Regions from separate parts of the Mus musculus genome. Here region 1 is linked to region 2. A link is a loop called in an ENCODE intact Hi-C map of the cell type or tissue named here. Cell type or tissue: heart. All regions are shown on one strand. Links, peaks and the distances in the headings refer to the core of each region. The heading gives the core; the rest is flanking DNA.

What was found. Hi-C counts contacts between places; a loop is a spot of excess contacts. Peaks named below come from ENCODE experiments on the same cell type or tissue, not always from the same donor. Only the 100,000 strongest peaks of a DNase experiment are listed, where the experiment ranks them.
Region 1: it touches region 2 in a loop (8-fold over the local background); 4 of 42 quality-filtered maps call a loop at or near these places.

Annotation. Positions count from the first base shown.
Region 1 is chr7:102,657,442-102,674,471 of GRCm38, forward strand. Olfr556 (olfactory receptor 556) reads left to right here and starts at 12,460. Exons shown (of 1, transcript NM_146754.2): 1 at 12,460-13,482. The coding sequence starts at 12,481. The coding sequence ends at 13,455. It overlaps Olfr555 (olfactory receptor 555), which reads left to right and starts at 1,382. Exons shown (of 1, transcript NM_147103.2): 1 at 1,382-2,329. The coding sequence starts at 1,382. The coding sequence ends at 2,329. In heart, for the core only: a CTCF peak has its summit at 8,088 (motif pointing right); no DNase peak of the experiment used is centred there.
Region 2 is chr7:102,742,270-102,759,299 of GRCm38, forward strand. It overlaps Olfr78 (olfactory receptor 78), which reads right to left. Exons shown (of 4, transcript NM_130866.4): 2 at 9,996-10,864; 3 at 3,749-3,881; 4 at 1-783. The coding sequence starts at 732. It overlaps Olfr560 (olfactory receptor 560), which reads right to left and starts at 11,658. Exons shown (of 1, transcript NM_147113.2): 1 at 10,714-11,658. The coding sequence starts at 11,658. The coding sequence ends at 10,714. In heart, for the core only: a CTCF peak has its summit at 10,013 (motif pointing left); no DNase peak of the experiment used is centred there.

The sequences.
Region 1 (17,030 bases), core at 4,461-12,460, 85 kb before region 2:
TATGCAATATTTAATGAACTACATTAATATATAAGAAGAAAGAATTCCAGCATGTAAAAACAGCATACCAAAGAGTTTAAAAGTCCTGTTAGCATTTGGAAAAGGGTCACGGTTAGATACGGTTAGATTGGCTCGGCAAACAGAAACAGATGTGGGGAGACATGATAAGGAAACTGGAAAAGTCATTTTCTAGAAACTTTGTATCAGAGATCCAAGTGTAATTTTGGCTGGATTGAAGGGACCAAATGAAAGAGAAACTGGTGGAAACTGTTAGGATTTAGGGCTAGTGAGGCAGGCAGCTACCTGGGGTTCTGAGAGTGGAGTTCATGACTCTCCTTAAGAACATTAGAAGCTTTTTTTTAAAAAAATAATTTTAATTTAATATTTTTAGATTTACTTATTTATTTTATGTATATGAGTACACTGTAGCTGTCTCCAGACACACCAGAAGAGGGCATCGGATCCCATTACAGATGGTTGTGAGTCACCATGTGGTTGCTGGGAATTAAACTTAGGACCTCTGGGAGAACAGTCAGTGCTCTTAACCACTAAGCCACCTTTTTAGTCCAAATTAGAAGCTCTTAAAAAGAGGTGGGTTTTTTGTTATTAATAAGTTAGATTTCTAGAAAAATAGTTTATTGTAACTTAAGAGTGAAAAATTTGCTGAAAGTGGTGTAAATGTGAGAAAAATGCCATACGTCATCTGACATATAGAGCGACATCATTTTTTAGCTGTAGCAATAGAAAGAGAAGAAGAGGGTCGTGGTGGTACATACCTGTGAGCCTGGCATTCCTGGACCTCGGGCAGGAGGATTACAAGGTCAAGATCAATCCCAGTGACATAGTGAGAATTTATTTCAAATCCCCTCCTTCACCAAAAGACAACGGGAAGAAAAGATCAGCTTTTCATATGTTTCAGACATTATTCTGAAAATGAGTTAAATGTTGCTTGAATGAAGAGTTCCAGTATTGGTTTCCTGATTTCTGGTGTATCAAAAGATTATGAAAATAAAATTTGCATACATTTTTATGTATCATTTTCTGTTCTTTGCTACCTTAAATTTAGGTTTATAAAACGAAACTAATTTATATGTTTGACATTTGTGTGTTCACTAATGTGTCATAGAGTTCATCATAAACACAGTGGGTTAAGGGCATAGCAAAGTACATACACCAAGAGAAGGGGAGTCACTGAATTCATCCTGGAAGATGAAACTCAGAGTGGAACAAAAGTTACCTATTTGCTAACCCAATTATTTTCTCTATTCTATCTGTGTGTTTAGGAAATCACTTGCTTATCTCATATGAAATTATCTTTCCAGTTTAGGAGCTGTAAGACAAGTGAGAGAGACCAGCTTCATCCAGTGGTGAGATCACCAAGATGAATTCAAATGCTTCACAAACCAATCACCATAGCTTCATTCTGACAGGCATCCCAGGGATGCCAGACAAGAACCCGTGGATGGCCTTTCCCCTGGGCTTTCTCTACACACTAACCCTTCTGGGAAATGGCACCATCCTAGCAGTTGTCAAGGTAGAGCAGAGCCTCCATGAGCCTATGTACTACTTCCTCTGCATCTTGGCTCTGACTGATGTTAGTCTCTCCATGTCTACCTTGCCCTCTATGCTAAGTATCTTTTGGTTCAATGCCCCTGAGATTCCTTTTGATGCATGCATCACGCAGATGTTCTTCATCCATGGATTTGGAGTAGTAGAATCTGGAGTCTTAGTGTCCATGGCCTTTGACAGATTTGTGGCTATCCGAGACCCATTGCGTTATGCTTCCATCCTTACTCATGGGCTTATTGGAAAGATTGGACTAGTTGTCTTGGCCCGGGCAGTCTGTGTGGTCTTCCCAGTGCCCTTTCTTATAAAACGGCTGCCCTTCTGTCGTTCCAATGTCTTATCTCATTCATACTGTCTTCACCAAGATGCAATGAGGTTAGCCTGTGCCAGCACCCGTGTCAACAGCCTCTATGGCCTCATTGTTGTCATTCTCACATTAGGGCTCGATGCTCTCATCATTCTCTTCTCTTATGTACTTATCCTGAAGACAGTGCTAGGCATTGCCTCCAGAGCTGAGAGGCTCAAAGCCCTCAACACCTGCCTCTCTCACATCTGTGCTGTGCTTCTATTTTACATTCCTTTCATTGGTGCCACCATGATCCACAGATTTGGGAAACATTTATCACCAGTTGTGCACATGTTCATGGCTAATATCTACCTTCTCCTTCCTCCTGTGCTAAACCCTATTGTCTACAGTGTGAAGACAAAGCAGATACGTAGAAGGATCATCCAAGTGTTCCGGGGGAGAAAGAACATGTCCTAGTTGGATGGAGTCCTATACCAGATCTAGGAGAGGTGGAAAAATCCAATAGTTTCCCATTCAGAAGTTTTGGTGAAGTCAGATTTTATACATTCAGTAAAATACAAGGGCAAAAATGGTTTGTGCAGAAAAAACACATGTAATTATTGTTCTGTTTTACATTTTGCAATATAGACATTGATATGTGGTATCATAAAATCCAGTTTAATTGAGTAACATACTTTTTTATTCTTTGAAAGTAGAGATGAACATAAGCTATGACAAATTGTTTAGATAGATAATATAACCATTTATTCCTATACTGTTAAGAAATACTTTAATTGTGTAGTTGTCCATCAGTTGTCTGAATTCTTTTTTTTTTTTTTTTTTTTTTTGAGACAGGGTTTCTCTGTATAGCCCTGGCTGTCCTGGAACTCACTTTGTAGACCAAAGGTGTGCGCCACCACGCTCAGCTTTACATGTGTGATTCTTAATATGTGCCTTCTTTAGTGGTATCTCTTCTTTTTATATATAGCATATTTCTAGATTTTCTATCACAAACTTAGGGCAGTAGTACATGTCCCATTTCTTCTCTCTCTCTCTCTCTCTCTTTAAAGGATTTATTTATTTATTTTATGTGAGTCCATCACTGTCTTCAGACACACCAGAAGAGGTCATCAGATCCCATTACAGATGGTTGTGAGCCACCATGTGGTTGCTGGGATTTGAACTCAGGACCTTTGGAAGAGCAGTCGGTGCTCTTAACCTCTGAGCCATCTCTCTTGACCCCCCCCCCCCAATGGATTTTTTTGTCATACTTGACGATTCCTGGTCTTTGTATAAAGCAAGCAAAAATTCTTAATAGAAATGTTTTTTATTGTCTGAGAATTTTATACCGGCACATGTTTTGAAAGAAATCTACACTTCATCCTCTCATTTAAAATCTTTCCTATATTTTTTACCACCTTTTTTTCCCTCTTAATTTCATGTGATCATTCTCTTCTAAACCACCAGATCCACTTAATACTGGTAATATGTACACTGGTGTATGGGCATCCCCAGAGCATGTGTATCCTATCAGCAGCTGTCTCTTTGAAGAAAACTGACTCCCTCTCCTATAGCCATTAGATTGACAAGAGTTCTTCAGGTGGGAGAGAGATATTTCTTGACTACCTCTTCCACACATACTTGGATTTTGACAAGCTTGGTCTTCTGTAGATCTTGTGCATGCAGTCATAGCAACTGTGAATTGTATACAATGGCTTCGTTATATCTGAAAAACACTGTTTTGAAGCAGTCATCCACTGCTTTGGGATCTTATAGGCTTCCTGCCATTTCTTCTGAGACATTCCATGAGTCTTCTGAGAAAGATGAATGATATATGTCTATTTAGGGCCAACCACACCAACACCTCTTGTTCTCCGCACACAGACTAGTAGTGAGTCTCTGTATTAATCACTATCTAATTTGATGAAGGTTGAGAGATGCATTAATCTAGTAGTATAAAGATATGTTAAGTCGGAGAAAATTTAATACTATTTAGCAGAATAGTAATACTAGATTCTCCTTTAGAGTCTATGAACTATTCAGCCACTAGTTTTTTGCTTATTTAACAGTACTAGAAATGAGTTCTGTTTTGTGGGGAATGCCTTAAATCTAATCAGAAAGGGGTTGTGCCTGCTCCAGTGGATCTATCTAGCTGGGTCAGCTGTTATTGCAGCCTGCAGTGTTCACATCTGAGTGAGTTTTTTTTTTCCATTTTTTATTAGGTATTTAGCTCATTTACATTTCCAATGCTATACCAAAAGTCCCCCATAGCCACCCACCCCCACTCCCCTACCCACCCACTCCCCTTTTTTGGCCCTGGCGTTCCCCTGTACTGGGGCATATAAAGTTTGCGTGTCCAATGTGCCTCTCTTTGCAGTGATGGCCGCCTAGGCCATCTTTTGATACATATGCAGCTAGAGTCAAGAGCTCCGGGGTACTGGTTAGTTCATAATGTTGTTCCACCTATAGGGTTGCAGATCCCTTTAGCTCCTTGGGTACTTTCTCTAGCTCCTTCATTGGGGACCATGTGATCCATCCAATAGCCGACTGTGAGCATCCACTTCTATGTTTGCTAGGCCCAGGCATACTCTGACAAGTTTTAAATCCAAGCAGAAAGTGGTTGGTTACTCCAATAACATTTGTGCTACTATTGCACCAGCAGATCTCTCTCGCCAGGTTAGTTGTTAGTACAGCCTGCAGTGTTCACATCTAGACAGGTTGCTGATTGCTGTTCTCTAAGAATAGCATGCACAGCACCTTCTGGAGCCATGAAAACTAGCCACTAGGGAGAAAGCTTCTGTGTCAGTACCAGCCTGACTTCTCTGTGTCTTATGATTCAAATATGTGGTATCTTCATCAACAGAGACTTATTATCAAGCTCTGGAGGGTGAACAGGAACAGTGTCAATAGGTTCTAGTGTTTTAATATCTGTGGGATCCCAACAAGTGAAAAAGAGACAAGCACAAGTTTTTTATTTTGATAGCCTATGGTGTCTGGGGGAGGCAGTATTTTTTATTATAAAGTATCTCTATTTGAACTATTTTACATATACATGAGTTTGTACTCTATGAAGTTTCTAAAGTAGTAGGTTTCTTTATGGCCTTTTCAAGGGCTGCTAATGTTGCTTATCCCTTCTCAGTCCCTTCCTCTATCTTGCCTTCCCTCTCCACCCCCTCAACATATCCTGTTCAATTATTACTTTGTCTGTTAATACCATTTGTGGTATATCCCTCCCTCCTTTGAAATCATGTTCATGCCATGTTGCTTGTTTCCTGATGTCTATGGGTATTCTAGTTTAACACAAAACAGATCTAAAGGTTCAATGTTATTTACTGTAATAAAATATATGAAGGATCACATGTTACATTTATATTTCTGAGACTTTGTTACCTCAGACCATATAATGCTTTCTAGTTCCATGTATTTTCATGTAAATTTCATAATTTATTTTTTCCACATAGGTGAATGAATTTCCATAATCTACATAGACATTTTCATTATCCATTCACCAGTTGGTGGACATCTATGCTGTTCCATTTTCTGGTTTTACTAAAGCCATTAATCTTTTATCCTATGTGTTCTTTGGGTCTCTTTGTCAAAAAGTCAGATGGGTGTCTGGACCCTCAGTTCTCGCTCATTGATCAATGCATCTGTTTTTATGCCAATATCACACTGCGTTTTATAACCATGCTTGTAGTATAACTTGAAATCAGGAATGGTGATGACCTCAGCAGTGCTCTTATTAGTCAGGACTGTTTTGGTTATCCTGGCTTGTTGTATTTCTACACGAATTTTAAGGTTATCTTTTCAATTTCTGTGAAGAATAGCACTGGGATTTCATTGACTATATAGAGTGCTTTTGATAGGTTAGTTGTCTTCACAGTGAAGACAAGGAGTTAGACAGACTCTCTAATAGGAAGGCAGACTACCTATCAGGGAGAGAGACCATGACTAGGCAATACAGGTACTGAACTTCCAACATGGCCAGCTTTTTCCTTTCCTTATCCACGCTAGACTGGAGACAAAAGCCAGGCAGTTTGGAAAAAAAAAGTCACTAAGCCACCAACCAGGCAGCATACATGAGCTGGTTGCAGGCCCCCAACACATATACGACAGAGGACTGCCTGGTCTGGCCTCAGTGGGAGATGAGGCCCCAGCGAAGTGGGAGTCTTATGGGGGGTGCAGATAACATCATCTTGGAGTCAAAGGGGAGGAGGAATGGGATGAGGTACTATTGGAGGCATACCGGGAGGGGGGACTTGTTGGAATGTAAAAAAAAATAGTAATAATAATTTAAAGAAGGCCTTGTAGCTTCTTGTCTCTAACTATGAAGCCCCCTGCTAATGACTGGATCAATAAGTTCAAGGCTGATTTAGACATGTTACACAACAGTTGTCGACCAATCAACCATCCTATATTTCTTCAAAGTGACCAACCACAAATTAGAGTTGGGAAACTCTTCAGAGACTTAAAACAAAACAAAACAAAAATAAACAACAAACAAACAAAACCAGACTTTGAGAAGAGACCTGGTGTTTTTGGCTCCTGTGGGGAGGATCTTTATGGATTTGAGTCTGTAGCACATGTGTTTTCTTTCTCCCAATAAATGCCTTCACCTGCTGATTCTATCTGCTCTTCTTCAAGGTGTTCAAGATTTCTTCACTGCTGTCTCTTGCACTTAAGGTTTTCCCCACCCCTTAAGTCTTTAATTGGCAGGGAAATGAACCCAATTAAGATACTCAACCTTATCAACAATATTAATCCTACCAATCTCAGAGTTGGAGTTCTCTCTATCTTTTGGTTCTAAAACCATCAACTACTATCTTATTCCTTCACATATTTACTCAATTGTGTATGTTAGGTAAGTGCTCTACCACTAAGCTATGTGTTCAGACCCTCACATAATACTTCTTTGTTTCTGAGATAGGATCTCACTGTGTAGCTCTGGGTAGCCTGGAACTCATGATATAGATCAGGCTAGCCTTGAACTCAGAGATTCTTGTCTATTCATGCTTCCCAAAAGCATGTCACGAGAAATACTTATGAGTATAAAGGCCATCATGAACTTCTAGGAGAAACTGAGGAATACTGGAGTGACTTTAAGAGATCAGTTATGTGATCAGGGTGAACATTTGTTAAGCATTGTGAGATTCACTGATGTCTAGCCTCTAACTTTGGATTCTCTGACTTTCTAGCTCTAGGACTTCTACACATCTCACCTATAACATGTAGTCATCCTGATGATAGCAAAATAAGAGGGTTGAGAATGGAATGAGAAAACACCCTGAAAAGAACCTCTCTGGGTGCCTTGCACATCCAGGTTTTCCATCACACCCTTTGTTTTCTTTCAGGATGAACTCTGTATTCTCAAACTGGTTTAGGCATCCTCTGAGATCTGAAAAAAACAAAGGCTGTTAACCCACTAGGCATCTGACTCATCCCGTAGTCTGGAAAGATCCAGATGGAACTCAGACAAAAGCCAGTACTCTGGAGGATTTATAGTGTTTAGCTGTTAGGCGGAGGCCGAGGGACATTGGGTGTCCAGGGAAAAGGCAGGATAATAGAGTGATAGGGAGGAGAGATCCCAGAGGGAGGTCTTTGAAAAGGACAAGTCTCATCTTGACTCTCCATTGTTTTCTTTGGTCTCTTGTGATGCTTACTGACTCTGAGAAGAGTCCTAAATAAATCTCATTTCTTCTGGATGAAAGAAATATGTATCACCATGCATGGATAATTTGAGAAAGTTAGGTAGACAGAATGCTGGCGTGTAGGTAACTGAAATAGGAAATTGGGCTGTTACAACCTCCAGGTCGTGATCATCCTGGAAAGGAGGATTCAAGTCACCTGGCAAGAGGTTGGCCAGGTTTGGAAGGTACTGCTAACACCAAAGGCTCTCTCTGAGAGTGTGAGAGATTGGAAGAGATGAGAGAGTGAGCAGGAATACAGAGCTTCTTGTGTTTAAGGCAGAAAGAAGTGAAAAGTCCAACTTTGGCAAAAAGGGAAAAAGGGGAGACAGTTTTTAAGACAAAGAGGAGCTCTGAGAAAAGATCACACAATATAGGCTGAGTATCAGTGCATTTGGGTGGTGGGAGAGGCACAGGAGCAGGCACACAGAATTATCATAGGCAGTAAGGCTACATTCAGACAATGCAAAGTTCAAGTTCAACTTCAATGGGATTCAAAAATCAAAAAGTAAAAAAATTTAAGGAGGCAGCTGCTGATGCTAAAAGAAGTCACAAGGTGGCAGCAGATCTTGCATAGAGACAAAGAAAAACAACTTAGGTTGAGTGAGAGAAAAATTTAGAAAATAATGACCAAATGCTCGTTCTTGGAGAAGGCTTGTAACACATGTAAGTTTCTACAAGCAATGATTAGGAGGAAAAAGATTTAGAAGATCACAGGAAAGTATGTTGAGGCGAGGTTGTCACAGCTGGAGAGAGGGAGAGTGATCAGGGCATAAGCAGACCATGCCTTTGGCAGAAGGTGGATTTCTTTTCTTTCTTTCTTTCTTTCTTTCTTTCTTTCTTTCTTTCTTTCTTTCTTTCTTTCTTTCTTTCTTTCTTTCTTCCTTCCTTCCTTCCTTCCTTCCTTCCTTCCTTCCTTCCTCCCTCCCTCCCTCCCTCCCTCCTTCCTTTCTTTCTTTCTTTTCCAATTTTTATTAGGTATTTTCTTCGTTTACATTTCAAATGCTATCCTGAAAGTCCTCCATACCCCCCCCCCCACCCCATTCCCCTACCCACCCACTCTCACTTCTTGGCCCTAGCATTCCCCTGTACTGGGGCATATGATCTTCGAAAGACCAAAGGCCTCTCCTCCCATTGATGGCCGAGTAGGCCATCTTTTGATACATATGCAGCTAGAGACAAGAGCTCTGGGGGTACTGGTTAGTTCATATTGTTGTTCCACCTATAGGGTTGCAGACCTCTTTAGCTCCTTGGGTACTTTCTCTAGCTCCTCCATTGGGAGCCCTGTGTTCCATCCAATAGCTGACTGTGAGCATCCACTTTTGTGTTTGGCAGGCACTGGTATAGCCTCACAAGATACAGCTATATCAGGGTCCTTTCAGCAAAATCTTTCTGGCGTATGCAATGGTATCTGTGTTTATGGCTGATTTCTATCAGGCAGTCAGGAAAGGAAGATCTTGGGTCAAAGATGAATGGGGCAGTGGAAACTGTGGATCTCTGTGGTTCTCAAATCTATAGGAAATGATGTTGAGCCCTGAATTTGTGGCACTTAGGGCAGACCCAGCAGCATAGAATATCCTGAGTCATTTTCACTCTTCAACAGTCATTGTTTTGATTGCTTTCACCTGTTCTCACCTGATCTTTTACTAAGGTTGTCTCACCCCTGTGGCTACACACACAGCAAGGCTCCTATGATCCATATGTGGGGCTTATCATGTCCTTTGTCTCTGTCATTACATGGCTCCCTCCTCCTTGTGGTCTGTTTCAAAGTTTCATCATTTGCAGTAAAATCTCACACATTAGGTTTTATAGATAATTCCTCAAGATTCTGCTCAGGGTCTCTAGAGGCACCTGGGTGTCAGGTCAGTTAGTGCAGGACTGACAGTGACATGGTAAGTGTATGTCACACAGTTAGGACGGGCAACCAGGTAAGTGTTTTTTGTTTGTTTTGTTTTTTGTGTTTTTTGTTTTTGTTTTTTTGTTTTTTGTTTTTAATAGTGCTTAGATTACAGAGAAAGTATCTTCTGTAGCACAAGGGAGTCCCAGTACAGATGCCCACAGGTCTGATCTGTACAATTACTCAGGAGGGACCAAACACACAGAAGAGAAATTAAAGAGGGGATAACTGAGTAAGAATATGGTAGCTTAGCTTTGAACCCCTTTACCGATTAGAGGTCACAGGATTTAGTGGCTAGTCAGCCTACTCTCAGAGCTTATTAAATAAGAACCCTTCGATCTTCTTGAAGATTCCCGGAAGCTTAAGAAATTAGTTCCTAGGTTATTCTTGTCTACTAAGTGAACACAAGCTATGCAATTGATGTGATGACCACCGAGGCTGAGGCTTTAGCAATGTGATATTTAGGGAAGGGGTTTGACGTTAATTGGACTTAGTGTGGTTCATACTTGGGATCTTGAGTTTAGTTCTGGGATAAGCTGCCTGTCCATGTTCTCTGGATGTGGAACACTGTTGAGAGTAATCGGATGAACAGTGAAAGTATCTCCTTGGCTCTCATGAAGATTCTCATCACACACACTTTCCACACTGGCTTTCCATTCTTAGAAGAACTTTTATACAGTAGCAGTACCAAATAACAATTCTTAGCCTTTGCTCTCAGAAATGAATGAGTTGTTATTTAGATGGATAAATCCCCTTTCCATTAAAGTGACAATGAAAACAACCAAACAGTTCCTCAAACAAAACAAAACAGAGCAAATTACAGATTTGAGCCTTGCCCCGTGTATCTCTGAGTGGGAGATCTTCCAGAGGCAGATCAAAGGGTGATATGAGAAAACTTTCAGGCAATGCACGCTTTTTAAAAAAGTCTGATCACACGTACCCATTTGAATTCGTTATTTAGAACAATTTATAGGTTTAGTGTATGCAAACAGTCTTTTAAAAATTAGTTATACTTTATTGAGTATCTGTGTACTGAGCAACATTCAATATAGTGGCACCTGCAGTGTTAGCTCACTGGAAAGCCAAAAGGAAACCTTCAGTACTACTCATTTAAATATGCATGTTAGCGTAATCTGGACATACTGGGTTAAGCAGGATGAGCAATGTTTTTTCTTACTTTCTACACTTTATTAAGCATCTATTGCTCAAACCAGCATAAGGATCCCTTTGCCTAGTTTCTCAATTAAGTTCAAAACACCTCTTTGATATGGGGATGGGTGATTCTTTCTATCCTAACAACGTGCAGGTTAAGGGCTGGAAGAGTTGCCTGATTTGATCAATCAATTTGGCTAGCAAGTGACTAATGAGGTTTTTCACTCTACACATTAAAATTTTATGCTACTATGATTAGCCACTTTGTTTTTCTGTCTCTAAACCACAGAACTTTAATAACACATTTTATGTGAGACAACAGACGGGATTCTGTCCCGTGCTTTAGGAGAAAATCAGGCTTTCTAGTAGATCTGACAACATTCCCAGGTCTGAATCAATCAAAGGGGACCTTGTGTGCTGTGTTCTCGGAATACTGTGGGTCTTTTATACTATTTACATATGTGAATAAAATCACGGAAACTGAGCAACTTAAAAGGAAGGGAAGTAAAGGATTACAGCACGGGAATTTGACAGTAGTGTTGCTCCTTTGTTTTAGGATGTCTGGCAAAGTCACTACATACCCTGTGACCTGGCACTACCTGAATGAGGAAGATGCAGAGCAAAGGCAAACACTGCCAAGGTTGGAGCTCAGCTCCCAGACTCATAGAGTAGTAAATCTCTTTTCTTTACCAAAACTGCCCAGGTGAACGTATAATACTTTTTGTGGGGTGAAGTATCCATAGTTTTTTTCTTGACTTTAATGCTGTTAAATATACTGCCAGGAGTTAGTACTGGAAAGACCTAGATGGGAATCTCAAATGGCCTAAATGATGTTATATGATATAGATGAAGAATCATCTCACTTAAGTACTTAAGTCAATTGTTTTATATAGATATTTGTTGTCTATTGCAAATATAGAAATTCACCCATAAATACTGTTTCTCATCTTGGTATGATCATATATCATTTTCTCTAAAACATGCTTCACTTTCACAAGGATGACGTTTCCTTGGTCTATTTCCTTGGCAGTTTACCACGAAAAGGGGCAAACCATATTGAAGAAGCAGAAAAGCTATGGGGAGGATCATCTTTACATGTGTCTAAAGGGTTAATGTGTAATTGCTTGGGCTAGCAATTGAAACTACTTTAAGGAAATTGAGCCTCCATTTTAAAAATTACAAATATTTCAACGACATTCTCTTATATGGAAAGTGATTATGTCATTTTTAATGGCCTTATTTCCTGAACCTATACTTTCCATATAATGCATTTCTGACTGACAGGAATGTGTTTTCATAATGAGTCTATGTACTAGTCCTAGGAGGCATGACATTTGATCTCAATCAGTTTGTCTAATTCAGCAATCGTGAGAATAAAAGGTACATTCTTCTGATTATTCATTATGAAGAAATATCTGACTATAAGGAATACATGAAATATATCTTCTAACTTTGTTCCACAGGCTAGGAAAACACAAATTACAAATTAAAAACACATTTTTAAAGTGCATACCATAAGCCATAGGGATACTATTAGAATCATTAATTTGAAGTCATTATGGATCAACATGATTTCATGAAAGCTTGAAGTAAACATAAACACTCAACACCTGCATGGGGAGAGGTGGAAAGAGGAATTGAGAGATGGGCGGGAGGGCAGAGAGATCACTACTGGCAGAAAAATGAAGAATTGATATTTAAGATATGAATAGATATTAGTAAAGCACATAATATTTACATAAAGTTATTTTTTCAATGTTAATTTTTTAGGTCATGAAAAATACCACCAAGATGAAAATACTTCAACAATTTGTGAATACACAGAATAATATATTTTATAGGAATACTACCTCTCATATAGTATCTTACAAGTTAACAGAGCAGTCTGACCAGTGATGCTGGGGCCATCCTACAACCACACAATGGAATCCCCTGGCACTTTCTTCCTCTTGGGCATCCCAGGGTTTCAGTCTTCTTATCTTTGGCTGGCCATCTCACTGAGTACCATGTATAGCATAGCTGTCTTAGGAAATATGCTCATTATCATTGTGATCTGCATGGATTCCACTCTACAAGAGCCTATGTACTTCTTTCTATGTGTTCTGGCTGCTGTGGATATTGTTATGGCTTCTTCTGTGGTACCTAAGATGGTGAGCATCTTCAGTTCAGGAGACAGCTCCATCAGCTTTAATGCCTGTTTCACTCAGATGTACTTTGTCCATGCGGCCACTGCTGTGGAGACAGGTCTGCTACTGGCCATGGCTTTTGATCGCTACGTGGCCATCTGCAAGCCCTTACATTACATGAGAATTCTCACCCGTCATGTGATGCTGGGAATTAGTGTGACTATCACCGTTAGAGCTGTTATTTTTATGACTCCTTTGAGTTGGATGTTGAGTCATTTGCCATTTTGTGCCTCCAATGTAGTTCCTCATTCCTATTGTGAACACATGGCTGTGGCCAAGTTAGCATGTGCTGACCCCATGCCCAGCAGTCTCTACAGTTTGATTTTTTCCTCCATCATTGTGGGCTCAGATGTGGCCTTCATTTCAGCCTCTTATTCTTTGATTCTCAAGGCAGTTTTTGGACTGTCCTCAAGGAATGCACAGTGGAAGGCTTTGAGTACATGTGGCTCTCATGTTGGGGTCATGGCTCTGTACTATCTCCCTGGGATGGCATCCATCTATGTGGCCTGGCTAGGGCAGGACCGAGTTCCACTGCACACTCAAGTGCTATTAGCTGACTTGTACCTGATCATCCCACCCACCTTAAACCCTATCATTTATGGTATTAGGACCAGACAAATCCGGGAGCGGATATGGAGTCTGCTGACACATTGCTTCTTTTCCCAGTGCACTCAAGGTTCATGAACACAAAGCCTCTCCGACCTCCAGTGTTCCAGTCACTGCAAGGATGACTTTAAGGTCTACGGACATGGACAGGCGTAGAGTGTCCTGGCATAACACTTCCACTTCTTAGGAGACTTGGACTGAAGTGACTGTATTTTCTGCTGTATTTATTTAGAATGTTATCAGATTGAAGTTTTGGCAGAGAATGTGATTTGCTGTTTTGTTTCTGTAATTTTTCTTTTAAATCTTTATTTCAATCTAACATCAGTCCCTCTGTTAGTGAAAGTTATTTTTTTTTTACCTTTTCCCTCACTAGAATTTTCTTAGGCTTGCCCCTCCCCCGTGTTGTGGTAGAGACTGGTGGATCTTGTTCTCTGGTTCACTGAGGGTTCCATTTTATTTGACTCCCATGTTTATTCCTTATGCAGACATCTCCTCCACCTAGGACAGATTTTAGTTTATCTTATGTGAACTTGGGGTCAATAGTGCTGGCCTGTTTCTAATGAATGATTTGGAAAAAATTCTGAACCACAGTGAAAAACAAAGGAACAACAAAAACAAAACAAAACAAAACAAAACAAACCAACCAACCAAACAAACAACCCAACACAGGATGGAGAGAATCATGCTCTGGGTCCAACTCTCTTCTGAGAGTCACACAGTTTTATTAGGCAGAGACACATATATTTGATTCTTAAAGAAACTGAAAATCTTAATGAGATGAATTTTCTGATATTAAAATTCAAAGTGCTAGGAAAAACTGTAATAGCAAGTTGGCTAACTTCTCCCTTGATTAGCACAAAATGTCTTCCATTTTTTTCCAATTGACCTTAGCTTTACATCTATGAAAAAGCATGGTGTAGTACTGACACAAAGAAAAAAATAAGCAGTGGAGCAGAATAGGGAGGTCAGACCCAAACTCAGATATGTTTGGTTAACAGATCTGATGCTGGTCATGGTGTTGGGAATGCTGGACATTCAAATGTGAAGCTATCAGATGAGACCCTACCTTACATGATATGCAAAAAGAAATTGAAATAAAAAGATAAAGAGCTAATTGGAAGACTGAAAATAATTAAACTAGAGAAAATATTTAGCATTGCAAAGATTTCTTAGACATCATATCCAAAAGTGAAAAACAGATAGATATACCCACAAGGGACAGAAATAATTTTGTGTAACAAAGGACAAAATGGAATGCAAAGGCACCATATAGGTTAGAAGGATATATATGTATATGTATATGAATATGTATATGTATATGTATATATATGTATATATATTATGTATTTAATAAGAACTATTTACCTAGTAAATGATGACATCTTATAATTCAACAACAATAACAAGAAAGTAGATACTCGAATGAAAACAGTCCTGTAAGGATGATATGCAAATGACCAGCTAACTCACTTGATGATGCTTTTTGTCACTGGTCATTAGAGAGGTGAAATCTAAAATGACAGTGAGAGAATACATTTGATATGTATGTATGATAATAAAAACCCAACTGAAGCCAAGAAAAAAAGAGGTAAGAACCAACTTTGGGTGAAAATGTGGATAAACTGGACCCCTTTGCATGGTTATTGAAGATGGTGATAGTAAGCTTTCCATGGTGACAGTGTCTGACATCTATGAAATATGAAAAGCAGGGATCACCTGTGATGCAGCAATCCCACTGCAGGTACACTCACATACAATGGAAACCAGGGCTCCAAGCCACAGTGACTGGCACTCACATTCATGGTAGCACATGGATGGCTGACTGTATGAAACCAGGGAAAAGAGTTCTGATGTTGAATCTGCAGCTTCTTTCCTGGTCTTAGGAGCTCTGTGCACTTTCTGTATCTCATGTTCATTGATGAAATGTAGGCATAATAACGGTAGCTACTTCAGCAGACTGCGATAAGCAAATGAGGAAATCTTAGGAAAATACCCATTAGAGCAGTGGTTCTCAACCTATGAGTCACGACCCCTTCAGGGATTGAATGATCCATTGACATCTAAGACCACTGGAAATATGAGATATTTACATTATGATTCATAACATTAACAAATTTATAGCTATAATATAGCAACAAAAACAATTTTATCACGGGGGGGTGTGTGTCACCACTACATGAGGAAGTGTATTAAAGGGCCAAGCCATTGGAAGGTTATAAATCACTGCATTGAAAAATTAAAAATGTTATCAGGGCTGGTATTGGCCCAGTGGGTAAAGGCACATGATGCCATGTCTGACAACCTCAGTTAAATTCCTGGGACTGACGTGATGGAAGGAGGGGACGGACGCCTGGAAGTTGTTCTCTGACCTTGACATGGAGACTGTGGCATAGGCATGCCACATACAGATAGACAATCAATTAGCAAATAAGTAAGTAAGTAAATAAATAAATGAAAGAAATAAATGTACACTTGGATCATTCGATTATTTTTCCTAGATGTCCGATGTGTGTGTGAGTATTCACATGTATGGTGGGCACATGGGACAGGCAGGTGCATGTGTGTGTTCATGCATGTGAAGATCAGAACTGGTCCCTTCCTCAGCTCCTCATTCATTAGTCTAATGTTAGGTATCCTCTGGGGACTAGAATACACAAACACTAGTCACTCTCCAGGCTCCTGACTTCTCTCACAGTCTGGAATGCCCAAGAGGCTGAGCACAGAAGAGAGCCAGTCTCTGGAGGAATCTTAGTGTTTGGCTGCTGGGCAGAGGCCAAGAGAAGCAGTGCCCAGGGAAAAGGCAGGATGACAGAGTGTCTCCTGGGAACAGGAGTCCCCCAGTGGGAGGCATCTGAAAAGGACAGTCCTCATAGTAACTCCATTGCCTCCACTCTCCTGTGGTTCCTGTGGTTCCTGCTTTCCTTGATGGTCTTCTGTGAATCTACATATTACTTGGTGTGAGAAATGTGGACTAGTAGGCATACTTAATCAGAAAATGGACGTTGCAAGAGGAAAGCTGTTATGTGGACAACCGAATTAGGAAACAAGAGATTTGATTTAAGAAGTCTTTAGGCTATGGTCACCTCAGAAATGAAGATTCAAGTTCTCAAGCAGACACGTATAAAGGGTCTGGTCAACTCTGGAGGCATTATGGATACCTACAGCTTCCTCTGGAAATGGCGCAAGGGACGGCAGATACGGGAGAAGGAATAGGTAGATAGGATCACTTGTGATCAAGGCAGACTAATGAAAAGGTAACTGCAATATTGGAACGGTAGATACATAGTTTGGGATCGAAGACTTGTTGTGAGAAAAACCCATGCCTTAGGGATGAGATTGTGTCTGTGTAGAGGGGAGGCACTTAGGGAAATGAGGTTACCATGGGCAGCAAGGCAGTATTCAATGAGGTGTGCAGTAGTGTTTTTATCTGGAAAGCATGTTAATTTCGAATTGCTCCATCCTTTATTTGGAACAAAATATCATCTCACATCCTATGATTTATCTATTGATTTAAAAATGATTTGCCTAGGCGGCTTTTCAGTGATGGACCCTCCAGACATCAAGTGCATCTTCAGAATGGAAGGCAACTGGTGTAAGGATGGAAAGGTTTCTTGGGAGATTTGAGACGAGGCTTTCTGAAAAGTATTCACTCC
Region 2 (17,030 bases), core at 5,030-13,029:
AATGTGTGACACACAAGTCCCAAATGCCTTAGCTCGCTCAGACTTGGAAGGCAGTTGCAGAACCGTTCGTATGATCAGGAAGTAGGACAAGGAGATGAACATGACATCTACACCCATGACTAGCAGAATGGCAGTTAGACCATAGACTACATTGGGTAATGTGTCTGTATAGGCCAACTTCATCACATCCTGGTGGACACAATAGGAGTGGGAGAGCACATTGGAGTGACAGAAAGCCAGTCGCTTGATCAGTAGTGGGAGTGGGAAAAAGAATAGGGATCCCCGGACCAGAGCCACCATGCCTATTTGGACTGTTACTGTATTGTTGAGGACAGCAGCGTGACGCAGTGGGTGGCAGATAGCCACGTACCGGTCAAAGGCCATGGCCAGCAGGATAGTAGATTCAATTGCTGAGAGAGTATGAATGAAAAACATCTGGGCAAGACAGGCATCAAAAGTAATCTCCCGGGAGTCAAACCAAAAGAGGGCGAGAATCTTGGGCATTGTGGATGTGGACAAAGCCAGATCAATAGCTGCCAGCATGCAGAGAAAAAGGTACATGGGTGCATGCAGGCTCCGCTCTGTTCTCACTATGAAGACCACAATGCAGTTTCCAAACAATGCTACAGCATACATGGAAAGCAGGGGGAAGCCAAACCAAAAGTGAGCTTCCTCCAGTCCTGGAATACCAATAAGCAGGAAGGTGGCATGGGTGAAGTTGCAGGAACTCATCGTTGACACCAAGTGGGGCGGACTGGAAGAGGGAGAGGCCACACTGACAGCCTGTAAGGACAGGAGCAGAATCAGAGAGTCCCCTGGAACTTAGTGGTATCAGCACTTTCTCCCTTCTCACTCCTTCTCTGACCATATCCCAGCTCCTGTACAAGCTACGAGAGAAAAGTTCTTATCTCCAAATTGTGGCTTTCACCAGATTTTCTTAGATTCTCTTCTTGTCCCTATCTCCATTGTCTGGATACTAGGCGCTCCCTTTCTCATAAAATCACTGTATTAACTTTCAGATAAAGATATCCTCCTTCCCCCTCTTGCCCACTTTGTTCTCCTCTGATGCCCCCATCCTTCACTGACACCATTTCTATTTCCATTTTTCTTCCTTCACATTTCTCCTTCCCCCTCTCTTTTTATTACTTATTAATTCAAATTTCAGAAACATTCACTTGCATCACCAGTTAAACATATCTGTGAGATGCAGCTATGAGAATCATTCCTTCTGAGCTGACATAGCTTGCCTAGGGTATGAGATGGGTAAGGAACACATATGTCAGAGCCCTGTGATAAAGGCTTACAAAGGAATTCATTGACTGCAGGGGACGACGAAGACAGAGCAGCCATCTTGGAGAGATGATCTTTACATTTCTGTCTTGGAGCATGAACAGAATTAGGCAGACAGAAGAGGGAATAAGGATCTTCCAAGATAGAGAGATTGGAAAACGTTTTTATAATATTCAGGATTCTAGGTCCTTGGCTCTAAGTTTGCAAAGGGAGAGAGAGAAACACAATAGCAACTCAGAAAGCAAAATCAAGCAGCTCCCTCTATTCATGTTTTTGCAGAGGGAGGTGGTGACAAGATTCACCACCTCCAGCAGATCCTAGCTATCAGACATGTTTCCAGTGACAGCTTTGTGTTCCCGATCAGCAGCCATCTTTATGCCTGGAAGTCACCTCCAAGGTTATTTCTTTTTTCCCAAATAGAATTCTCTCTCTCTCTCTCTCTCTCTCTCTCTCTCTCTCTCTCTCTCTCTCTCTCTCTCTCTCTCTCTGTGTGTGTGTGTGTGTGTGTATGTGTGTGTAAACCCTGATTTGGGAAACGGTATTACTGATTCTTTTACTATGATATTCTGAGAGTTTTTCAGGGAACCTGTGCCAATAAATCACCCATATCGAGGAGTTATTTCTTTTTATTTTGTATAGCATAATGTTATTTTGTTTCAACCCCGTATCTGACCCAAACACTTGAGCTCTCACATCAAAGCCTTTTCCTGCCCAGCTCCCTAATGTTCTGATTTCAGAGCTGGTTAACATCAGGACAGCCTGGTCTGGCTGTCAGCATTAGGAGCTTTGATGAGAAGTAAAGATGCAGGTGTCTTTGTTGACAGTATCCAGGGATCCAGATTAACTTGTTTCTCTCTCCCAGGATTATACTCCTCTTCTAACCAAGGTCTTTAATAAAGCTTGTCCATGCCTTTTTCCTTAATGGAGAAAGTTTAGAGCACAATAAAATGAGAGATTTTAAAAATTAGAGTGTCCCTATTTAGGATGAGCAAAGATGAACGGATTAAGGATTCATTGGTTATAGAATCCATACCACTGATATTGATTTTTGCCACCCTTATAGCTTGTATAGGTGAAAGAACAGCTTCTCACTGACAGTGAATTTCAAACCTTGCTACGTGCTGCTGTCTGAGAAAACTGCGTTCTTCAGTGAGATGCAAGATAGCTTTTATCTAGAATCTTTGTGTCTGTCATAAACAACTCATGGGAAAGAATGCAAATGTTCCAACAAAAGACTCTATGTGGTATGGGAAAAAGCTAAGCAACTTTTTTTTTTTTTTTTTAGAAAACCCATGTTACATGGCCACTGAACCCTAGAGAAATGGGGACAACATGAGAAGGCAGACTGGAGGGGTAACAAGAGGCAAAAGGTCACATTCCATACTCTCAAGGGCTTTTGTGTCACTGACATTGTCTCATCCACAGACTCAGACACTTTTCCAATCCCCTGCTCGGCAGAGCACCTGTCCAGTCTTGCTGGTACTTAAAGCACAAAACTAGTTCCTGTTCTATTTTGTGTTATTTTAAAGGAGGTAAAACTACCTTTTTAAAAGGCTACATAACCTAAAAAATTGTATAAAACAATCATATAGGCAATAGAATAGCAAGGTTGTAGCATATGATAGCCGTCTGCCAAGTCAGCATTTCCCTAACAATAATAATGAAGTACCAGAAATTGGTCTTCCAAAAACCTTCTTATTCACAATAGCATCAAAGATAATGCATTTAGCCAAAACCAGAAGAAAATGTATGCATTGTGTTCTTCAGACCATTACTGAAAGAAATTAAACACAGTATTTACAAATGGAATGATGCACAGTGCTCACGGATTAGAACACAAAACTGTGTTAAGATTACAGTTTTCCCCTGAGGTGATATGCAGATTTACTTTATGTGCTATTGAAGCTTCTTTAAGCTCTCGAAACATTAGTTTTTTAAAGTTAGCAAAGTAAAAGGATGATGTTTTCATAGAAATGTGTTAGTGTACATTGTTCAGCTCCTCATCATGCTCTTGCTGGTCTCATTAACACCCTCAAATATTTTCCCCTTCTGCTTCATGTCATATAAACTGCATAACCCTTTTCTATCTTTCTTATTTTAAAATCTTTTTCCTCTCCTCTGATGGTCCGCTTTCTACTTTCAACACCACACACACACACACACACACACACACACACACACACACATCACATTTAGATTCTGCACATGAGAGCATTTGTCATTTTGAGTCTCATTTACTTTGCTTAATATAATGATCTCCAGTTCTACCCACTTTTCTGTAGATTCTATTATTCCATTCTTTATAGTTGAATATAATTCTGTTACATACCACCGCCTTTCTAGAAATCATCGGCTAAGGCTCTTGGGCTCATCTTAGAATGAAACATGCGGGGTTTTCACGGACCCTCAATGTGGCAGAATCTTTGTGCTGCCAGACTCTTGGTAAAGGAGCACTCACCTGGGAATGGCGCAGTTCTACTCAAGGAGAGCAGCAGGGTCTGGCTTTCCCTTTCCGGACCAGGTCTCTTTATAACGCTACTCAGTAGGCTCGGGGAACAAGCTGTTGGTATACCAGCTGATGCTCCAGGGATCTGGCAGACAAAGGAGTGAAATGCTCATGTCCACTTGTGTACTTCTGTCATCAGCTTCCCACTTTTCATGTCTAAGGAAGCAATCTCAAAGGACCAAGGTCCCTGCCGCCATTCCCACAATGACCCATATGAGTCTCTTGATAACAAACAGGTGCGTTCCCACTCCTCTGAGCTGATCTAATTTCCACAGTCAGCCACAAGGTTAGTGTTTCCTCATTACTTCATCTGGAGACACAGCAGGCAAAGTGTATGAATAGTAATGATCATTGAACTCTTAGAGTTCATATCAGGCTTAAGACACACGTAGGTACACTAAAATGTAGCCCCATAACGCATTGTAGGTTCATTCCCATCTCCAAAGCTCTCTCCTGCTTCTCTTTAAGTTTAAGCACAGCCACAGATATGATAGTCACTTTTTATTATGCCCGTGACATGAGTAAAGATGGCTTTTTGGTCTATATCCTGCAGTGATAATATTAGATGGAGAATCTCATGCATTGTTTATTAATTCACATTCAACAGGTGTTTGCTAAGAGCCTATAATTCATAAGCGAAACAGAAAATTCCAAGGCTTATGAAGAATGCTTTTTGATGAGATAGACAAAAACAAAATTAAATTAACATATTAACTAAATAGTATGCTAGATAGTCATAAGTAGAAAACAATGAAGAGGATAAGAAACATATTAATATAGGAAGGAGGGAAATGAGGTTGCCTGGTGGAGAGAGAAGGGAAGCAATATCCTTGAAAATATCTGGAGAGAAATTGTTTCAGGAAGAAGGATCAGAGATGGCAAATAAGTTTCTCAAGGAGCAAGTATGTGCAATGCTTAGGATCAAGGCAGGTAGTGTACATGAGTGGAGGGGAGAGGTTGGGATAAAGGAGGATTCTGTGAAGGGTCCATGTAGAGACTTAGAGCATTAATCACTTCACATTCTTCTCTCAGACTGGGAGTGGAAGTTCTTTATATAGAACTAGATATAATTCTACAGACTAGTCTCCACTACATGAGCTTGTTTTTATTGATCTATTATTATTATCTATTCTGGTCTTTCTCTCACTGTTCCTTTTCAGAGACTTCACACTTCAAACCTTTAAAATCTAGCTAAAGCACCATATTCTCCAAGAGGCAGTATTTGTAAGCTCTCTAATATTTCTTCTCCAGTGGCACGTACCCTCCTTCATACCTAGCCACGTATGTCTTTATCTTTGGTTGATATTTATCTTGCCTTATATCCTATTCTAAGTTTGCATCAAATATGTCTTATCTTGTTATTGCCATTCTAAAATCAGAAACATAATTATTGTCTTGTTAATTATGTATCAAGACATATGATGCATCTATATTTAAGAATGTGTTCATTCACTTATTGCATGAAAGTATGTTCTCTCAGTACTGGTTTGATTTAGACATCATATTGCACTTAGAGAATACAGAGATGAATATAATCAAGTCATACCCTAAGATGCTAAAGTAACGCTCTTGACATAAAAAGGAATAATAGCAAATATCAATTATTTTAATGAGGATTTGAATACAAACATTAATCTAATAAGGGGTGGGTTCATGAAAGAGGTTTTTAAAAAATAATTTAAATAAATGAGTATGGGCATTTGTCTGTATGTCTGTGTGCCCTGTGTCTGCAGACTCCAGAAGAGGGCATTAGGTCCCCCTGGAACTAGAGTTACAGATGGTTGTAAGCTGTCATGTGGGTGCTGGGCAGTAAACCCTAGTCCTTTGGAGAACATCCAGGGTTCTTACCTGTTAATCCATCTCTCCATGCCCAATCCCCAGAAGAGGATTTTTAATCAGAGATAAATCATAGCAGAAGGAAAGGGAATTCTCTAAGTAGAATGGTGTTGCTGGAGCACTACAAAGAGAACAGGGAAAATGAGAAGGCAGATTGATGTGACTTAAAGATAGGAGGAGAATGGGCAGATCATACCAAGCACCTCAGAACTGTGTATGTGTATTAAATTGCATTTCTAGAAGTTGTTGGAAGGATGCATTCCAGGAAGATAAGATTAGATGTGCTTATGAATGGGAACGTAAGTGGTATACTTTTCCTTGTCTTCTGTAGTTAACCCTAACCTATCTTGTCTAATTTTCCTACTAAACATAATGCCCATGGGACTGTTATTACTCTGGTTTCTAGAGAACCAACTGGAAACTAGAGAACCAACTTGGTCAGAGCATGGCATTTCCACTGCAAATTACCCATTCTCAACATCAAGTTGCCCATTTATAATTATGAGAGCTCACAAGTTTCCAGGGACAGGAACAGTAAGTAGGGTTCTCCACAAGTTAGTGTGTAGATGTAAGCAGGGAAGAATATCTCTAGAAGTGTCATGAAAATCAGTGTCTGGCTTTTGATATTGAGATTCCTTCTTATTTCCATTAAAATGATTTTCATTAGGAGAGGGAAATAGAATAAATAGAAATGGCTGTAAGGGGAGGGTAGAATGGGAGCATCAAATGTGGAGGGGGAGGGAAGAAGGGGGTAAGGGAGGGAATATAGAAGAGATAGATAAAATTAAGGTACATTTGAAGGATAGTATAGACACCTAATACAGTAGAAATTTCCTGAAACATGAGGGTGATCTAAATGAAATGACCAAATAATGGGGGGGGGAAGTCTCACCTGGACATAACTAATAAAACAATAAAAAGAAAAATATTCTTTAATGTTTTGATATTATAATATAATTACATAATTTCTACCTTCTTTCTCCAATCCCTTCCATATATGCATATATATATATATATATAAAACCTTCTTACTCTCAAATTTCTGACCTATTTTTCATTAATTGTTACAATATGCGTATGTATATGGTGTATAGGTATAGGTATAAGTATAAGTATAGGTATAGGATTATCTAAATATGTACATACATATGCACATTTATAAGTGTATGATGTATAGGAATAGGTATATGATGTATATATGTATGATGTATAGGTATAAGTATATGATGTATATGTATATTTGTATGTGTATATAATGTATATTCCTAAATGCATGAATCCAACCAGCTCAGACTATACTTTGTTACTTGCTATGAATGTTTTCAGGGCTGACCATTTGGTACTGGTTAACTAACAGGAGTGCTCTTCTCCAGTTTTAATACTGAATACTGTCATCTTTTGCTCTCAGCTCAAGTCACTCCTACTCTGCCTCATTGCTTTCCAAGTTCCACACCTTATGCAGTGAAGCAGGCAAAATCTAACATGGAAGCCCACATTCTTTGATCTCTCCATCTTTCCTTCTTGGATTTTTATGCAGCTATTTTGGACTTTTATTGTTGCTTCATTTTGAGTTATTACTGTATGAAGAGCATGATCCCTGAGGTTTAGAGAACAAAAGGGATGGAAATAAACAGAAATTGGTGTTTTTTTCCAAAATATAAATTATCCACACTAATGGCTCCATAACTAATTCTTTGCTTTTAACTCATCTTTATCAAGGAATATATCAAGGGAAGTTTTATGTTGGAAAGGAGAGAGAGATACAAGGCTGCACTAAGCCAAATGATCAGAGGGCATCTTGCACAGCATCCTTCAAAAAGAGAAGCTTCATGAATAAATGTCTTGGAAACTATGAGAAGGTTGCTGTGTTCTTGTGTGCCATCTAAATTCTTATACATCTTTAAAGATCTTATTTATTTATTTGTATATTAGTTCAACTGAGGTTGAAAGAAAGTATGGAACTAGGTGTGGTGGTGCACACACATGTGATCCCAGCTACTTATAAGGTTGAGGTAGTTCAGTGTTACCATGGGGAATTTTGTGAAACTCCTTCAAAACCAAATCAAATCAAAGGCATCAATCAATAAGAAAGGAGATATAAAGAAACAGGGAGCCAGACACTATTAATACAAGTTTACAAACAAGACAATAGTGGATGAGATTCAGCTTTTGGTCTTGAGAAGTGAATACAGAGCCCCTTGTGGAAAACACTGTTGAAACAGAATCTGAAGAGGATCATCATGAGAAATGAGTGCAAAGTGATGCTGTTGCATCCGGGTAGGGTTACAGGCAAATTGATGGGGTCAGGGATCCTCTAAATAAATCACCTGTCTTCTAAGTGGGAGGTGATGATAGTGAATGCTACCATAGGTAGAGATAACAGCTTGTACAAAAGCTTGAAGTGACAGAGAATACTTGGGATAGAAGAAATGTAAGGTTCTCATTGGGCTTGGAGTACTATGCAGAAGATAAAGAATTCTTAAGAGGATTCTTAAATGGAGGGGCTGGTGAGATGGCTCAGAGGTTAAGAGCACTTCCAGAGGTCATGAGTTCAATTACCAGCAACCACATGGTGGCTCATGACCATATAGGGGGATATGATGCCCTCTTCAGGCAGGCAGACATATGCAGCAGAGCACTCATAACATTATATAGCTGTCTCCTGAGAGGCTCTGCCAGTGCCTGGCAAATACAGAAGTGCATGCTCACAATCATCCATTGGACAGAGCACAAGGTCCCAATGAAGGAGCTAGAGAAAGTACTCAAGGAGTTGAAGGGGTTTGCAGCCCCCTAGGAAGAACATCAATATGAATTAACGAGTACCCCCAGAGCTCTTTGGAACTAAACCACCAATCAAAGAAAACATGTGGTGGAACTTGTGGGTCTAGCTGTATATGTAGCAGAGGATGGCCTAGTTGGTCATCAATGGGAGGAGAGGCCCTTGGTCCTGTGAAGGCTCTATGCACCAGTATAGGGGAATGCCAGGACCAGGAATGGGAGTGGGTGGGTTAGGGAGCAGGGGGAGGGGGAGGGGAAACTAGGAAAGGGAATAACATTTGAAATGTAAATAAAGAAAATATCTAATTTTTAAAAAGAGGTAAGTGGAGGCAGGACACAAATTCCTTATCCTCAAAAAGTCTTATCTTGGGATGAGAAAACAAAAACAAAACAACCCCCCCCTGCCTCCCATATATAATAGGTTAGGTTTTGAAAGTGCTAGGAATTGATACAAAGCAGGTAAGGATAGGGGTAGATACTGTCAGAAACTGAGGGAGCAATATTATTGTTATGATTATTATTCTTATAATATTAAGAGTCCTGCAGTAAGGTACACTTGAATAAGAACCTACATGAAAACAGGGTGTAAGATAATCAGTAGATCTCTGGGAGAAAAACATCACAGACAGAAAAGTGTTGAGTGTGAAATGAAATGCTGTGTAGTGTGCCTGATGATATAAGCAGATATTAGGATGCTAATGTAAATTTACTAGGGAGATTCAAAGGACATTGGGAAAGAGAATTGCAATAGTCGGGAGACTCTGAGCATATAAAGGACCTTACATGCTACTACAGTCACTGAAGTTTTCCTCTTGGGCACACAGGAACCAATAAAAGTGTGTTAACAGGAAGTGATACGATCTGCCACAGGTACTAGAATAATTACTCTATACATGAAAGAAGATTCTCCAGAAAGCTAGTCACAGATGACTTTGGGTTCAAGGTGATGGCTCACATCCTGATGGTAACAGTGGAAGCAATGTAAGTGGTTGGATTCTGGATTTGTTGATTGACAGTTAGATGTAGAACAGGAGTAAAAGCAAGGCATAAGAGGTACTACAAGTATTTCATCTCAGAAATTTGGGAAACAGAGTTTCTAGTTATGGAAGCCTATAGGTAAACACATATTTTTATTATGGGGCAATTAAGATTATCTAAGATGATTGAGACACTTGGATGTAAATATTGATACATATTGGATGATTGTTGATTATAAATGCTAATTTATGTTTGTTCAGTATTGATGGTATTTAATGTCGTAATACAATATGAAATGACCAGAAAAAGAAGTATGAAAAGAAGAAGAGTCTCGAGGACAAAGCTCTGGTATATTTCAACACATGGAAATCAAGACAAGCAATAATTAAGAGAAAGGATGATGCTCCCTCCTTCCTGAAGCTGTAGGTTGTAAAATCCCCAGTGCTGGGAGTAGGATACCTCTTTTATAGTTGTTGGTAAATGATGTCCCAGAGGCCTCAAAATAATGCAGGCTACTGTCACTCTCTCAGATGACCACCAAAACGTGATGGCAAGACCCTATTTCTCAAGATACCACATACTTTGGAGAAATAAAGCTGGAACTGACCTGGAAGCTCCCCCTGCTGGGTGGTTTTCATAGGACCAGAAGGTGCCATCCAGGCTGCTAGGGAACAAAAGTCACTGATCACCTTACCCAGCTGTGAGTACCACAAGCTGCAATAATGATAGAACTGGCAAAATATATTCATGGGTGAAATCATGGTAAAATGTTTTGAGGGTAAAACACCTGTTTTATGATGTGCTTTAAAGCTAACTTCACAGTACTTATTTATGTCTAATGTTGTAAATCTGACCAAGAACTCATGGTTGTGAAGATCACAGGCCCCAGGATTAAACTACTGCTATTATTTTGCCAAATGGACATAGTATCAAACTACCTTCTAAATACACATCTTTCTCTATAAGAAGCTATCAATCCTCATCAGAGAAGTTTCTTTGAACAGTAGATGGCAGAGCGTTAGAAAATGCTACCTACTTTTCTACAAAGGAATGATGTAATATGAAATTAATATGAAAATGTAACTGCTATGATGAGATAAGAATAAAAGGGCTATTGACAAAGTTAGAAAAGCACCAGCTTAGAAGAAATGGTGTGGAGGAAGAGGAACTCTAGGCATAAGGCTATATATTGCTTCTCACTTATATATCAGCGTCTCCTCATCTGTGAAGTAAAGGGGCTAAAGTAACTGACATTCAAGATGTAGTCTAGCCTTAATTGACAACATGGCCTGAAGCAGGCCGTTTAGCTCTAGGCTTTTATGATTCTATATTTCTTTAGATTGGAAAACTTTTATCACAGCTTTACGTATCTGTTTGGTCTTCACACTGTAGATGATGGGGTTCATGACAGGAGGAATCAGCAGGTAGGTATTAGCAATCATGGTATGTACATAGGGTGGAGCTCGTTTCCCAAATCTGTGAACAAAGGACAAACTGATCAATGGAATATAGAATATAGCTACAGCCCCGATATGGGAGATACACGTGCTGAAGGCTTTCTTCCTCTCTTCTGGGGAAGCAATGCTGAGGACAGTTCTGATGATCAGGATGTAGGAAAGGAGAATAAGGACTGAGTCCACACCAACAGTAGAGATCATGGCAGTCAATCCAACTGCATTGTTGATCCTGGTGTCTGTGCATGAGAGCTTCATGACATCGGGGTGGAAACAGTAGGAGTGGTGGAGCACACGGCTGCTGCAGAAGGTTAGTCTCTTAAGAAGTGCGACCATCGGTGTCAACATTACAGTCCCTCTGATGACAATTGTCACCCCAATTTGAGCTATTCTGGAATCAGTTAAAATAGTGGCATACCTAAGAGGGTTGGAGATGGCCACATAACGATCATAAGCCATAGCCAACAGCACTGAGGATTCCATGACAGTGAAGAGTTTAATGAAGAACATCTGTGACAAGCAGGCATTGAAGCTGATCTCCCTGGCGTTGAACCAGAATATCCCCAGCATGGTGGCCAGAGTGGAGATGGAGAGCCCGAGGTCAGTGGTGGATAGCATGGAGAGGAAGTAATACATGGGCTCGTGGAGGCTGGGCTGGGTGATAATGACAAAGAGAATCAGGCTGTTCCCTGACAGGGCAGTTGCATAGAGAAAGCAGAAGGGAATGGAGATCCAGGTGTGGAAAGCTTCCAGCCCGGGCACACCAGTGAGCAGGAAAATGATGGAAGAAGCTGTGGTGTTCTGGAAAGTTGGCATGCTAGATTAAAATTATAGAATAAAGCTAAAACAAAAAAGCTGCATTTCTTTTGTGTATTCTATTTATAAATAATCTTATCCAACATACATTTGACCAAATATGAGCATCTATACAACATACAAAAATAGAAATGACACCTTTAAATTGGTAAAAAAAATTTATGATTTCAACTACTGCAACTGTATTTTTTATTCTTGAAAGAACTGTCTCAGCCCACAACTTTTCGCCTCTGAGAGTTTTTGCTTCTAGCTGCCTATGTCTGTGATCTGGCCTTTCACTCCTCCAGCTGTGGATTACACAGGAACACTTGTGGAACACTAGTATCCACTTGATAAAACATGTTACCATATTCAACTATTTTTACTTTAAATTTTTGAATGACTAGTTCTTCACAACAGACTCTCTGCATGTTTTTGTGGAAATATACTGCTTGGGACAAATAATGAAATGTTTCTTTCTTGTTTTGCAGAGGAAAATAGATCTTCATTGAAAAAGATCACATTTCCCACTGAGTAGAAAATTTAGACTAGGCAGATAGGTATATGTAAATTTGAAATGGACGTTTGGATATAAACAGATTAAGGCTGTGTTTGGAGAGGGCTTAATGAGAAGTGGTCAGTGTGGGGTAGGTCCTTTGGTGGAAAAGAAAGGCACTAAATGACAGACAGCAAGCGTAGGATGTGAGGGGGCACAGAGGGATACCTAATTTATTCCAGAACACACACACACACACACACACACACACACACACACACACACACACACACACACACACACACACACTCACATGAAGTTCCACTGTAAGGGGCACCCTAGGGAACCTTATTAAACATAAATTAGGAAAATAATTGAAATTATTGTGCTATTAGAGAAAAAAGGTAAAAGTTATTTGTTGAGTATAGTTTGGGACTCTAACGTTTTCATTCGTGAGTGTCCTCAGGAGAATAATGACATTAATGTTAGAAATGTATGATCATCAAAATGAAAAGAATTAAGCATTGATATTGGTGTATTATATACTTCTAAACAGGTGCAAGAGGATATTCTAACTGCTGTAACTACCCCCAAATGATAACAAATTGAGGTGTTAGGTACACTAATTAACTTGATTTGATCATTCCAGAAGATATATGTTTAGGGAAACATCACATTGTATTTTATAAATATATACAATTGTAATTTGTGATTTAAAAGCAGTGGGGTGGGAGAGCATGCTTAGCAGTTAAGAGCGCTGATTGCTCTTCCAGTTCCTGATTTAAATTCCCAGCAACTACATGGTGGCTCACAACCATTTGTTATAGGATCTGATGCCCTCTTCTGGTATGTATAAAGACAGAAACACTGTACTCATAAAAACAAATTAATCTTTAAAAAAATGAAAAAAAGAAAGAAAGAAAGAAAGAAAGAAAGAAAGGAAAAGCATTGAATATTTTCCATGCGTTGTCTACATTGAGAAGAATGCTAACACTTTTCAAATGCCATAAGAAAGACCATTAAACAGCAATTATCTTGCAATGGATCTTCCCCGGATCTTGCCTCTCAGTCTCAGGGATATTTCTCAAGTAACAGTCATTTGCATGCTTCCATATTAGAAACTAAAGGATAACACAAAATCTTCTCTTGGAGTGTTCATAGTCAAGAGAGAGTCAAATATCAGTGGGGCTTTGGAATAACTCCAAAGTGTAGTTACATACCAGTGAACAATATTGGCTATGGAATGCAGTGTCATCATATATGTCTGGTAATTCTGGCCACCATGTCTTTTATTTCACCTATAATGCTTAAGTTGATTTTTGTCAATTAATGCTTTTGTCATTAAATTCTGAAAAGTTTTAAGAAGATGACTTTAGAAAGTCAAACTACTGAGTGAATAATTTCTCTTTTATCCTGATTTCTTAGTAACTCACTTAGCAATAATTTAATTTATTCATGCCCAGTTTTCTTTCCTCTTGATAATTTCTTCCTTTTCTTTCCTGATGAAAGAAGATAAACAAAGCAAAATGTACAGTACAGTTTGATCTGGCAGCAGAGAACTCAAGTTGCCTGCTTTGTCTCTGTCTCATCTGGGCTGTTTGTCACTCTTGGACAAGAATTTTTTATAATTTCTCTTCATAGATGCTAGACCAAGAGAGGACTTGCCATCCCTTTTCACAGCCAGGAATATTTTATAAGCTGTTGACCACCTATCATAAACATTTAGGTCAGTCAATAGTAGATGTATATATTGGGTGCTCACAGAGTTTTGTAAGTTACTAAGACATGAAGCAAGTCTGAGATGATTTTGTACCTGAGGTAGCCAAAGAAGTTGTCATAGATCATATACCCCACACTTGTAAGTACCAAAACATCTTCTGTAATATGAGCCCAGTGACTCTTATCAACAACAAAAATTGATCAGTTTTGAATATGAATGTCACATTAGATACTGTATAGGTACAGCAAGAACCTCAGGGTCATAGATGAAGAAATGGGCTACTAAGGTAGGGGATATCTAAGAGATAGGATATAGAAAGTACAGGGCCAAGTATCAGTGTTGTGTGTATGTGAATGGGTCTGGGTTAAGTGTTGAGAGAAATTAATTTTAGGAAATAGCAACAAAGAAGACGAGTTGTAACTAACTTTTGGTGGTTAGATATGAGTTACAGGAGTGAAAACAGGGTAAGTGTGCTCTGGACATAGATAACGTGAGAGGTAACAGTAGTAACAGATAACTATAAGAAAAACCAAGCAAAATGGGTCCTTAACGTGAGTCTCCTTTAGGTGAGGGAGAAGTGAGTGATTGAAAACATAAGAATCTTGAATTTCTTGGAAAGGATAATGTGGTAGATTTTGCATTGCGAAGCATCAAGACCCAGGCATTTCCAAATATTTTATGAGTAAGTAAACAAGCCATTGTCTGTCTCTTCTAATTTAGTTCCAACAGCATTCCTTTCTTTCTTTAGCATTTTGCTGGGCTCCATTGGGTCCTATTTACAAGTTCTATCCCAACTCAATAATGAATGCTTTTTTTCACTTTAGTGTAGAGACTTTCAACATACTCATCTCAACTGGGACCCATCACTATCTGTCGTTATTAACCACAGTGCTTAGATAACAGAGGGACCAGTCATAAATACCATCCCTTCTTCGGTTTTCCTTTTGCATAGTTTACAGCGAGCAAGGAAGAGCTTGAAGAACAATCTGCTTTTGTTTATTTTTCCTTCACCCTTGGTAACAAGCAGGATACTTCCCCACTGAGAACTCTCAGAAAATCTTTCAACTCAGTGACTAATGTATTTCTAAGTATTCTGTGTAAATTCCAGATATGTTTTTTCTCCCACTTACCTCTTCCTTGATCCTTTCTTTTTCAATTGCTTCAGTGATGACTCCTCTGACAGATTAGCCCTTTCCACTATTTATTAGCAAATACTATTCTCTGCCTTCTAAATTGTGGCACTGGAGAAAATTTGGCTTTATTTATCCCTTCCTGCAGTCCATAGCCTCTCCTAGAGATAACCTCATTATGACCATGGCTTTAAATAACCCCCGTCCACCTGATGCGTGCAGCTAACATCTCCCAATTCTGTATTGCAAAAGTTATCAGAAAGGTGAAGGGTTAAACATGAAGGCAGCAGTGAAATGTGGACCGGGCTGATGTGCTCAAATCTGCAGTTGAGCCACAGTTTGGAGAACAAATAAAAGCTCTTTGCTTCCAGTGGTAATAAAAAGCAAACAAAACACCTGTTTTTGAGAGACATAGTCTCAGTCCTCAGACACTACAACCTCCAGCAGAGCTCAGCAGACTCATTTCTTTCTCCACTCCCTGTTTCTTTCAGTTATCTGCCAATGGAATTAAGGTCTAATAATCATCTAATTAAAATTACTCATTTCCCCTCTCTCATCCCCATTTTAGATCTGTCTTGCCAGTAATATATTTATTTATTTATTTATTTATTTTGCTATTTATTTTAGTTCTCAAATGTCCAAGATGCCAGTTGGTACTTGACATTATAGTTTATCACATCTTTTTGTTACATTAAAAAATTGCATAAAATTGCATAAAAAATACACCACATTTTCTAGAAATTATTCTGCATCTTTTTTTTTTCCTTTCAACAAGACAAGATTTTACGATGGAGCCCAGGCTGTCCTGTAGTCACAATCCTGTTGCCTTGGCCTCCTGAGTGTTGAGATTATAAGGATTCTTCATCATTTCTGTCTCTTTTAAACCATTCTTCAGTGTGCCGGCACTCTCAGACCTGTCAGACTCATTTTCTTCAAGTCATAGACAACTTCATTCTTTCTCTTGTGAACTCTCCTACTTAGATAATGTGCTTTTTTTCCATTAATACTGAAAGCTGTAGCCTGTGTCTGCCTTTCCTTCAGTTGATGATTTAGACCAATGCCGTATCATCAGTGTGTTCCAAGCTGCTGCTGCTGCTGGTCTATAGTGTGTATCAGACAAGGGTTGGATCTGTATTCAGACAATCCTTTGGAAGCCTTGTCAGCAATAAAAATTGTTCATACTGTTAAAACACATTTGTCAGATCATCAAGCGTTACTGTGCTAGTCTTAAGATCCCATTATAACAACATATATATATGTGTGGCATTAATAAATTTACTTTGAAGTTACTTTTTCAGTGAAAAAAGTCATAACCAAATGTGAGAGATGTTATGAAACATACTCAGCATCACAGATAGCTGGTGAGACCCACAGCCAGTATTCTGAAATCAGTTTTCCTTAATTACAATGTTTATACTCTTAAACATGCCTTATTTCACTGAAACCTATAAGCTATGTAAACTTCTTTTAGTATAGTTTACTCATCTATAGGGCTAGATATAAACTGCCTAATAGAGCACTGGCATGCAAAAAATGTTCACAACAGGTAATTTCACTTTTTACTTTTATTTTTAAATTAAATTTATATTGATTTAGATTTTTGAAACAGAGTCTCATCTTTCACAGGTTGACTTTGAGCCTAGTATGTGGCCAAGGGTCACCCTGAGCTTCCAATCTTCCTAGCCTCATTTCCCAAGTGCTGGTCTTTGCAGGCATGTATCACTATGATGAGCTGCAAGCTTTTATCTTTTGTGTGAGTCATTGGATTTAGAAATGAGGTTAACTTATGACAAATGTATCCGCATACCAATTAAGCCATTTGACTAAAGACAGGTTGTCTGACCCCCCCCCCCCGAACCCCCCAGCAGGCAGAACAAAGTGCTCATTCTCTGTAGATTTCCTGGGAATCCATAATTCAAAAGTTTTCCATCCTCTTCAGTTCTCTATTACATTAGCTTATCTAATTCTGCACACCACAATGTAATCCTCCCCCAGTGCTAAGACAGTATGTATGGCTCACCCAGAGGCAGGGGCTTGCACTGAACAG